2 separate regions of the Homo sapiens genome follow, and region 2 is linked to region 1. Evidence: read pairs that join two places in POLR2A ChIA-PET (ENCODE). Cell type or tissue: B cell. All regions are shown on one strand. Each heading gives the region's core, and the rest is flanking DNA. Links, peaks and the distances in the headings are about the cores only. Region 1 overlaps GZMH-AS1 (GZMH and GMZB antisense RNA 1). Region 2 has its middle 72 kb from the start of GZMB.

Region 1 (5,381 bases), core at 282-5,281:
AACCCCAAAATTATTTAGGAGAAGATTGTTTAATTTCCATGTATTTGTATAGTTTTGAGGGTTCCTTTTTGGAATTGATTTCTAGTTTTTATTCCAATGTGGTCTGAGAAGATACGTGATATGATTTTGATGGTTTTTAATTTATTGAGACATGTTTTGTGGCCTACTATATGGTCTATCTTAGAGGATGTTCCATGCGCTGATGAGAAGAATGTATATTCTGTAGCTCTTGGGGAAAATGTTCTGTAAATATCTGTTAGGTCCATTTGTTCTAGAGTGCAATTTAAGTCCAGTGTCTTTGGTTGACTTTCTGTCTTGATGTTCTGTCTAGTGCTATCAGTGGAGTGTTGAAGTCCCCCACTATTATTGTGTTGCTGTTATCTCTTTTCTTGGGTCTAGTAACAATTGTTTTATGAATGTGGGAGCTCCAGAATTAGGTGCATATATATTTAAGATGGTAATATCTTCTTGTTGGATTGATCCTTTTATCATTATATAATGACCTTCTTTGTCTTTTTTTTACTGTTGTTGTTTAAAAGTCTCTTTTATCTGATATAAGAATGGTTACTCCTGCTTAGTTTTGATTTTCATTTGCATGGAATATCTTTTTCCACCCCTTTGCCTTGAGTCTATAAGAATCCTTATGTGTTATATGTATCCCTGGAAAACAGAAGATATTTGGTTTGTAATTTTTTTATCCATTATGCCAATCCATATCTTTTAAGTAGAGCATTTAGACCATTTACTTTCAGTGTTAATATTGAGATGTGAAGTACTGTCCTCACCATCATATTGATTGTTACCTAGTTACTTTGTTTTCTTCATGGTGTTATTGTTTTTTGTTTTTTGTTTTTTACTTTAAGTTCTGGGATACACATCCAGAGCATGCAGATTTGTTACATAGGTATACATGTCCCATGGTGGTTTGCTGCACCCATCAATCTGTCATCTACATTAGGTATTTGTCCTAATGCTATCCCTCCCTTAGATCCCCACCCACTGACAGGCCCTGGTGTGTGATGCTCCCCTCCCTGTGTCCATGTGTTGCCATTGTTCAACTCCCACTTAAGTGTGAGAACATGTGGTATTTGGTTTTCTGTTCCTGTGTTAGTTCACTGAAAATGATGGTTTCCAGCTTCATCCATGTCCCTGCAAAGTACATGAACTCATCACTTTTTATGGCTGCATAGTATTCCATGGGGTATATGTGCCACATTTTCTTTATCCAGTCTATCTTTGATGGCATTTGGGTTGATTCCAAGTCTTTGCTATTGTGAATAGTGCTGCAATAAACATACATGTGCATGTCTTTACAGTAGAATGATTTATAATCCTTTGGGTGTATACCCAGTAATGGGATTGTTAGGTCAAATGGTATTTTTGGTTCTAGATCCTTGAGGAATCGCTGCACTGTCTTCCACAATGGTTGAACTACTTTACACTCCCACCAACAGTGTAAGAGCATTCCTATTTCTCCACATCCTCTCCAGCATCTGTTGTTTCCTGACTTTTTAATGATCACCATTCTAACTGGCATGAGATGTTATATCATTGTGGTTTTGATTTGCATTTTTCTAATGAACAGTGATGAGTTTTTTTTCATATGTTTGTTGGCCACTTAAATGTCTTCTTTTGAGAAGTGTCTGTTCATATCCTTTGCCCACTTTTTGATGGGGTTGTTTGTTTTTTTCTTGTAAATTTCTTTAAGTTCCTTGTAGATTCTGGATATTAGCCCTTTATCAGATGGATAGATAGCAAAAATTTTCTCCCATTCTGTAGGTTGCCTGTTCACTCTGATGATATTTAATAAATGATGTTGGGAAAACTGGCTAGCCATATGCAGAAAACTGAAACTGGACCACTTCCTTACACCTTATACAAAAATTAACTCAAGATGGATTAAAGACTTAAACGTAAGTCCTAAAACCATAATAACCCTAGAAGAAAACCTAGGCAATACCATTTAGGACATAGGCATGGGCAAAGACTTCATGACTAAACCACCACAAGCAATGGCAACAAAAGCCAAAATTGACAACTTGGATCTAATTAAACTAAAGAGCTTCTGCACAGCAAAAAAAACTGTCATCAGCGTGAACAGGTGTTATTGTTTTATAGACCCTGTGAGTTTTATACTTTCAAAAGGTTCTATTCTGGTGCATATCAACCTTTTGTTTCAAGATTTAGAATTCCTTTTAGCATTGCTTTTAGGGCTGGCCTTGTAGTAACAAATTCCCTTAGCATTTGCTTGTCTAAAAAATATTGTATTTCTCCTTTATTTATAAAACATAATTTTGCTGGATACAAAACTCTTGGCTGACAGTTATTCTGTTTAAGGAGGCTAAAGATAGGACCCCAGTCCCTTCTAGCTTGTAAGGTTTCTGCGGAGAAGTCTGATAGGCTTTCCTTTATAGGTTACCTGATGCCTTTTTCTCCCTGCTCTTAAAAATATTTCCTTCCCATTAAATTTAGATAGGCTGATGACTATATGCCTTTGTAATGTCCTTTTTGCAATAAATCTCCCAGAAGTTCTTTGGATTTCTTGTATTTGGATGACTAAATCTCTAGCAAGGCCATGGAAGTTTTCTTCAATTATTTCTTCGAATAAATTTCCCAAACTTTTTGCATTTTCTTCTCCCTCAGGGACACCAGCCATTCTTAGGTTTAGCCATTTTACATAATCCCATATTTATTGTAGACTTTGTTCATTTCTTTGAATTTTTTTATTTATTTTTGCCTGATTAGGTTAATTTTAAAGCCTTGTCTTTTAAATTTTTTCTTCTACTTGGTTTAGTCTATTGTTAAAACATTCCACTGTGTTTTGTAATTCCACTGCATTTTGTAATTCTCTAAATATATTTTTCATTTCTGGAAGTTCCAACTGGTTTTTCCTTAAAATATCTACCTCTTTAGAAAATTTTTCACTCATATTATAAATTGATATTCTCATTTCTTTATATTGTTTTTCACCTTTCTCTTGTATCTCCCTGAGTAACTTAATAATCAACCTTTTCAATTCTTTATCTAGTATTTCAAAGAATTTTTTTTTTGAAATGGAGTCTCACTCTGTCACCCAGGCTAGAGTGCAGTGGTGTGATCTCAGCTGACTGCAACCCCTGCCTCCCAGGTTCAAGCAATCCTCCTTACTCAGCCTCTCGAGTAGCTAGGACTACAGGTGCAAGCCACCATACCCGGCTAATTTTTCTTTCTTTTTTTTTTTTTTTTTTTTTGGATTTTTAGTAGAAATGGAGTCTCACCATGTTGGCCAGGCTGGTGGTATTTCAAAGATTTCATCTTGGTTTGGATCCATTTCTGGAGAGTGGCTGTGATCTTTTGAAGTTGTTGTAGAATGCTGTTCTGTCACATTGCCAGAATTATTTTTCTGTTTTCTTCTCTTTTGGGTAGTCTATTTCTTCTAATTATTTTTTAATTTATTTCTGGCTCACTTTTTATTTGACTGTGTTTTTTGTTGTTGTTTGTTTCTTTTTTTCCCCTTGAGGATGTGACTTTAATGTTTATAAGTTATCATAACCTAATTTGGCTCTGAGTGCTTTCAGGGGTGAAGATTCTGTATGAGCTCCTTGGTTATAGAGACTCTTTATGTGATGGCTTCCTCAGATGCTAGTTACAGTAGCAATGTGCTTGGTGTGTGAGCAAATTTACTGTCTCCTGTGGAGTTGGAATGGCAGAGGTCTCTTGAAGCTTATCTCATTCCCCAGTGGTGTTCACTCAATTATTTCTTTCTTTATTTACCCAGTATTTTATTCACTGGGTCGAACAGTTCAGGCTTCAGGCCAGTAAGAGGTGGCCACAGGCAAAAACTGGCTGTGGCTAAAGCTGGTAGGTAAATGCAATAACCAATGGTGGGCGGAAGTACCAGCCTTCACAGAGGTGTCTAGGGGAGTGCTCAGTGAAACTCACTGAGGTCTTTTCAGGTGGAAGGGAGGGACCCACCTTAGATCCCCTCACAGGCCAGCAGGAAAGCAATCTGTCTCCCAGTCACATTCCTGACCCAGTGTTCTAGCTATTCAGATCAGACAGGCACCTCTTTTCTTTTTTTTTTTTTTTTTTCACTTTTAAGTTAAGGGGTAGATGTGCAGGATGTGCAGATTAGTTACATAGGTAAACACGTGTCAGGGGGGTTGGTTGTAAAGATTATTTCATCACCCAGGTATTAAGCCTAGTATCCGCCAGTTACTTTTCCTGCTTCTCTCCCTCCTCCCACCCTCTACCCTCTGAAAGGCCCCAATGCGTGTTGTTCCCCTCTGTGTGTCTCTGTGTTCTCATCATTTAGCTCACACTCATAAGTGAGAACAAGCAGTATTGGTTTCCTGTTCCTGCATTAGTTTGCTAAGGATAATGGCCTCCAGCTCCGTCCATGTCCCTGTAAAGGACATGATCTCATTGTTTTTATGACTGTGTACTATTCCATGTGTATATCTACCCACTTTCTTTATCCAGTCTATCACTGACAGGCACTTGGGCTGATCCCTGTCTTTGCTATTGTAAATAGTGCTGCAATAAACATATACATGCCTGTGTCTTTATAATAGAACAATTTATATTCCTTTGGGTATATACCCAGTAATGGGATTGCTGGATGAAATGGTAGTTCTGACTTTAGGTCTTTGAGAAGTTGCCATACTGTCTTCCACAATGGTTGAACTAATTTACACTCCCACCAAAATTGTGGAAGCGATCCTTTTTCTCCACAACCTCGCTAGCATCTGTTATTTTTGACTTTTTAGTAATAGCCATTCTGATTGGTGTGAAGTGGTATCTCATTGTGGTTTTGATTTGCATTTCTCTGATGATCAGTGATGTTGAGTTTTTATTCATATGATTGTTGGCAGCATGTATGTCTTCTTTTGAGAAGTGTGTGTTTATATCCTTTGCCTACTTTTTAATGGGGTGGGTTAGGGGTTTTTTGTAAATTTGTTTAAGTTCCTTACAGATACTGGATGTTAGACCTTCAGACAGACACGTCTTTTCAGCTGCAAGAATGTAGAGATGAATTGTGACTCTACCTCTCATACAAGCCTGAGCCTGGAGGGCACTTGTCCTGTGGGAATGCAGTCACCTGAAGGGTCCCAGAAAGGCTGTCTACAGGTGCACTCATGCCGAGTTCCTTTGTGAGAAACCCCAGCTGTGTCAGCAGTGGTGCATGAGGGGGAGAAGTCCTATTCTCCAAGACCCTTCACAAGCACCAGGGCTGCCTGACTGGTGAGGTAGAGCCACAGACTTCCCCACTGAGCCCAGCACTGCACCTGTCTCTCTGCTGAAAGAAATTTCCCACAATTGTAAAGTTCTGAGACTCAAAGCCTGCCATCTGGATTCCTTTGTCCCACAGGGTGCTCCCTTCATGTGGTGCACTCCTGCTT
Region 2 (5,381 bases), core at 81-5,080, 59 kb before region 1:
ATTTCTGCAGATGGATGAGGATTTTATTTTTTCACAGTTGGCTCTTGGTTCCAGCTTCTGCCTCCATAAATGTTACCCTGCTTATTACCAGGTCTGCCCCCTTGCCCAATGCACACAGTTGTGCATGTGTGAGTGCATGCACAAGCACACATGTACATACACACACACACACACACACAGTTCATATTTGTGCCTGTGGTAGGCTGACGACCAGAGAGTAAAAGTACATTGCAGCATACAGCTTCAAATAAAACATCAGCCAGGCCTTCCGCACAATGTCCTTTGGCCATCCCCACTGCCCCAGGATCCCCACCAGCCACCATATGCCCTACTGTCCTCAGCCTGGAAATACCTCTGGGCTCTCTTTCCCTGATTCGGGGCTCATGCAGAGCAATTTAGCCACTGCCTGCTGTTTCTTATACTCCTACCAACTCTTCACCCTCAGGCCTCTCCTTCTAAGTCAAATGCCTCTATCAAATTATTTTCTTTTTCTTTCTCTTTTTTTTTCTTTTCTTTTTTTTTTTTTTTTTTTTTGAGATGGAGTCTCACTCTGTCGCCCAGGCTGGAGTGCAGTGGTGCGATCTCGGCTCACTGCAATCTCCGCCACCCGGGTACACACCATTCTCCTGCCTCAGCCTCCTGAGCAGCTAGGACTACAGGCGCCCGCCACCATGCCCAGCTAATTTTTTTTTTTTGTATTTTTAGTAGAGACGGGGTTTCACCATGTTAGCCAGGATGGTCTCGATCTCCTGACCTCGTGATCCGCCCGCCTCAGCCTCCCAAAGTGCTGGGGTTACAGGTGTGAGCCACCGCGCCCGGCCTATCAAGTTATTTTCTAAAGCAGAACAGTTTCTCCCTAAAAGGAATGTTGCTATTAGTAGTTAAAATAATGAAATTTATACCCTTATTACATTTTTAATGCTGTGTATATCGTATAGTTTTGTATTGTTTTTCAAGCAAACAACATTATGAACATGTTACTGTGTCAAAAATTATTCAAAAAAACCCACATATTTCATCATCAAAATGAGTACGTGTTCTTGGAGGAAGGGGCAGGTCAGAAGCATAAAGGACATGAGAGGGCCAGGCCTCCATGGGCACCCTAGGACTGAGGTTAGTTATGGGAGGACATGGTGCTCCTGTCTCCCCTGGGGAAAGGAACAACATATTACAAAAAAGAAATAGGAAGCAACCTTGGAATATTCCATAATTTAGCTTAGGCCAAGCTCTGTTAAGGGGTGGGACTAACATTATCCTCAGCATAGCTTTTGCTGAGACACTAGAAATTTAGAACATTCTGAATGTGATTGAAGCAAGAGATAGAATAATAAATCCAATTTATTTAAGGTGACAATGCATCAGTTATGATCTATGCTAATGTACCACATAGGGCACACAGTTGGAAGTAGACGCAGTGAAGATAGAATTCGGGAAATGGTGGTGCTTACCTAGCTTTTTACAGATTCTGAGTGCTAGAATCTTCATATCCACAAGGTCCCTCCTGAATGTGTATTTATATAATAGTACCTAGAAGGGTTCTTTAAGTCAAGGCTTTATGACGATAACAGGGACCTTGCAAGAAATTAGACTCATATGAAATTTACTATATAACAACAATGCATTGCAGTGAATCCTCACCCCGTCCTGCCTCAGCCATCAGGACTGCATGGGATGCTATGTGGCACAGGTAAGGGTGGAGTGGCGACCTTTCTCTGCTGTGTCTCATACTGCTCTTGCCCCTGCCATGAGACTGAGGGTGTACACTTGCTTCAGGGCCCTATTAAAATCAAATTTCAGAAATGCTTGTTTTATACTTACTTTAGTTGTATCCTTTAAGCAATTTCTATGAAGGGGATCATAGAAAATCCCTCAAAAATCCTTCTCGATCTGACACTTTAAAAAAACCCACAAACTTAATGAACAATTGCCTTGGTATCCTCTCCTTGTATCTGTCCCCTGTTCTTCTGCTTTCTCGAATTTCTGATGCAGACTCTCCATCTGGGATCTGTTTGATGACTCTCGGCCACCCCTTTTGAATCCAATGCTGTGGCCTGTCCCTGGATTCCCAGGCCTTTGTCCTGGAACTTGCTTTCATACCCCCATTGCTCTACATCCACGGGCACAGGCCAACTCTATGCCTTTTCCTCCTGTTTTGGTTAGCTATGACTACATAACAAACCACCTCCAAATTTCATGGCCCAAGACAACAGAGCCATTTATTTGTTTACGATTCGGCGGCTTGACCAGGTCTCAGGGGGCAGAGCTCACCTCTGTTCACGTACGGTCAGCTGGGACAGCTTGACTGGAATTGAAGGATCCGCTGCCACGTCAGCCTTCCTCATGTGGTTGGCAAGTTGGTGTTGGCTGGTGGCTGGGATTCAGCCGGGGCTGTCAGCTGAGGGCTTGAGTTCCCTTCCCCCAGGCCTCTCCATATGGCAAGGTTGGGCTTCTTGTGGCATGGCCATCCCAAGAGAGTTGGACTTCTAACATGGAAGCTGGCTTCCTCCAGAAAGCAAAAGTGGAAGCTGCCAGGCTTTTCAAAGTCCAAAAACATCTCTTTCACCACATTTCATTGCTCAAAAGAATCACAAGGTCAGCTCTCATTCTAAGGGAGAGAGAACAGACTCTCCTCTTGATGGAAGAGTGGCACATGAGAGAGGAGATATTGCTGAAGCTATCTTTGGAAATACAATACTCCGTACACACTGACACACCCATGCCATCTCCATGCCCGGCCCTAACTTTCAGAACCCCAGCACAAAAATGGGACTCATGTGCCTTTCTATATCCAGACGGATTTTAGACAGAAAGACCTTGCTTCAGTCTTGCTTCAGACTTGCTTCAGAAGACCTTCCTTCAGAAGACCTTGCTTCAGACCCAGATTTCAGGGAATATGCTATCAATTTGTTATGAAAATGGCTGTGAAAGACTGCAATACTTTGTCTTTCTGGGCTGAGCATTCTGGGACCATGTGCTTTGGCAGCATCTTTCTTCCACGATTAACCTTCTCCTTTGCACTGTGGTACCCACGTGGGGTGTTTTAAATTCCCCTTTTCAAATAGTATCAGTTCCTGTTTGCACACCGAACTAAAAATGGATTTTACCATTGAGCTACACCATGACTTATAACACCATTCGGTGTCCACCTACAAACAGAAGGTGGGGCTGACTGCCACCCACAGGCCCCTGGGGCTCAAGCCTGTTCACACTGGGCATGCAACTTTTCTGCTATGTGTGAGGGCAAAACAAGTGAGATTCTCTCAGTGAGAAAGACCTGAGTGGTATGTTTATAAGTATAGGAGAAGCTGGTATTCCCCTAATTGTTACTATCTAATAAACTACCCCCAAAACTTAGTGCTCTAAAACCATGTTTACTATATTTTACAGGTTATGTACATCAGGAATTCAGTCAGGCTTGACTGGGCAATTCTTCTGCTCTCCTCTTACCCCGAAGACATCAGTGAGGTCACTCAGTGGTGTTCAGCTGGCAGATGGACTGGTCTAGAGAGTCGCAGGTGGGGTTATTCACATGCTTGGCACCTTGGCAGGAATGGCTGGAAAGCTGGGCTCAGTTGGGACTGTCTACTGGAGTGCCCACCTGCAACCTCTCCAGCACAACGGTCTCAGGGTAGCTGGACTTGTTACATAGCAGCTGGCTGCCCCACTGCTCCCCACCCCCACCCCCTGCAAGTGTTCCAAGAGAACCAGACAATAGCTGAATGCCTTCTTACATTTAGCCTTAGAAGTCGCATATGCCCCTTTAGCCACATTCTCCTGGTTACTAGAAAGTCATAAGCCAGTCCAGGTTCAAGGGAAAAGAACTAGACACATCTCCTGCTGGGGATGTGGTAAGGCCCTGCTGTAGAGGAGCTCATGGGACCTGAGGCATTGTTGCAGCCATTTTTGGAACATGGTACCTGCCCGCAGCTGGCTCAGACCTTGGCAAGAGAGCAGTTAGATGAAGCTTGCCTCTCCATTCCTGTAGATCTGCCCCATGTTTCTCCCCTTTTTTGTTGTTCTTGCCTTTAGATTTCACCATGATCCCTGGCAGCCTCCCCTTTCCCAGCCTCAGATTCTACCTCACTCTCCTGTCACTTCCTGGTGCTTCCTCCTTTATAGAACTTACCTATTTTATGTCCCACTTCCTCCTGACCCCATTAGATGCCTGGATGCAGCACTTTATAGTAGAAAGAGCATTGAACTGAAAAGCCATGTCCTGATGCTTCCACTAATGAGCTGTGTTATCCTAGGCAATTCATAACTATTGCAGTTTTCTCATTTACACAATGCTGGGGAAGTGGGTTTGGGGGATAGGATAAAACAGTCTTTAGCATCAACTCCAATCATTTCTAAATCTAAACTGAGTTAAGAAATAAATGGATAGCAGCAGCAAATCACTATTTAGCCCCACTGAAAATATCCACTCAGCACCTACCTTAAAGAATTCTGGGTCACTACAGATGATAAGAAAAAAAAGTAAGATAAAATCCTTACTCTTGAGCAATTGGAATATTCATTGGCAGACACAAATAGAGGAAAAGTTAAGAGAGCTAGGAAGAATGCCACTGGATGACAGACCATGATTTATTGCAAGTAAGTAATCTAGGTAGTGTATTCTGGGTTCCTTCAGTAATGTAATCGTCTATTGAACGATAAGGTGGCTTTGGAGGTAAGACACAATTTAATAGGATTTTTATTTGTTTTTGTTTACATATCTAAGCCAAAGGAAGAGGCTGTATGAGCATTTGGGTTACAGTGTCAGGGCAAGCAAATGATGTATTCTGGCTGGGGGGAAGTATAAACTCATACAGCAATACCACATACTGCACCTGCAGCCAGGCACCTCAGCAAAGTCATGTTATGTGCAGATGTCCATAGAGGAAAAAACTTTTGAGAAATATTCTTTTCCTCTCCTCTCACCCTGAAGTGAGAAAAAATAAAGCTTATGTCTTCTGGATGTCAAACAGAGACCTGCTTCATTTGCTGTGCCTGCGTTGGCTCCAAGTACCTGTGACAGAGGGAACCGCAATGTACAAGCGAGCTGGAGGTTTTTCCATCAGAACCCCACTTCTATGCCTCCACTATCACCCTAATAATTTAAATAACAAATCAAGTCAGTGAGGGAAACGATGCCCATCTCCAGTCTATCTACCAGATTGACTTTGGCATCCTTAAAATTAATCTAAGAGAGAACACTTAGGCAGCCATTTGAGCTTGAGTTTTCTCCAATGTGAGTGACATGCAGTGGTACTATACAGATGTTACGACAAAGTCTGAGTGGGTCATCAGGCCTAACTCGATGCTAGCACTTAGCAAATGCTCAGTGAAGGTTCTGCAACTGTGTGTTGGAGTTCAGACACTTTCTCAGGAAGTTTTGTGAA

What was found. Peaks named below come from ENCODE experiments on the same cell type or tissue, not always from the same donor. Only the 100,000 strongest peaks of a DNase experiment are listed, where the experiment ranks them.
Region 2: POLR2A ChIA-PET joins it to region 1 with 7 read pairs; 2 of 35 experiments call an interaction of 5 or more read pairs at or near these places.

The regions. Positions count from the first base shown.
Region 1 is chr14:24,644,739-24,650,119 of GRCh38, reverse strand. GZMH-AS1 (GZMH and GMZB antisense RNA 1) reads right to left here. Exons shown (of 3, transcript XR_007064087.1): 3 at 4,540-5,381. Among named protein-coding and RNA genes, the nearest start is that of GZMB, 13 kb to the right of the region's middle. In B cell, for the core only: no CTCF peak of the experiment used is centred there; no DNase peak of the experiment used is centred there.
Region 2 is chr14:24,703,723-24,709,103 of GRCh38, reverse strand. No RefSeq gene overlaps it. Among named protein-coding and RNA genes, the nearest start is that of GZMB, 72 kb to the right of the region's middle. In B cell, for the core only: no CTCF peak of the experiment used is centred there; DNase peaks (open chromatin) are centred at 3,073 and 4,803; H3K4me3 peaks cover 926 bases; H3K27ac peaks cover 2,223 bases.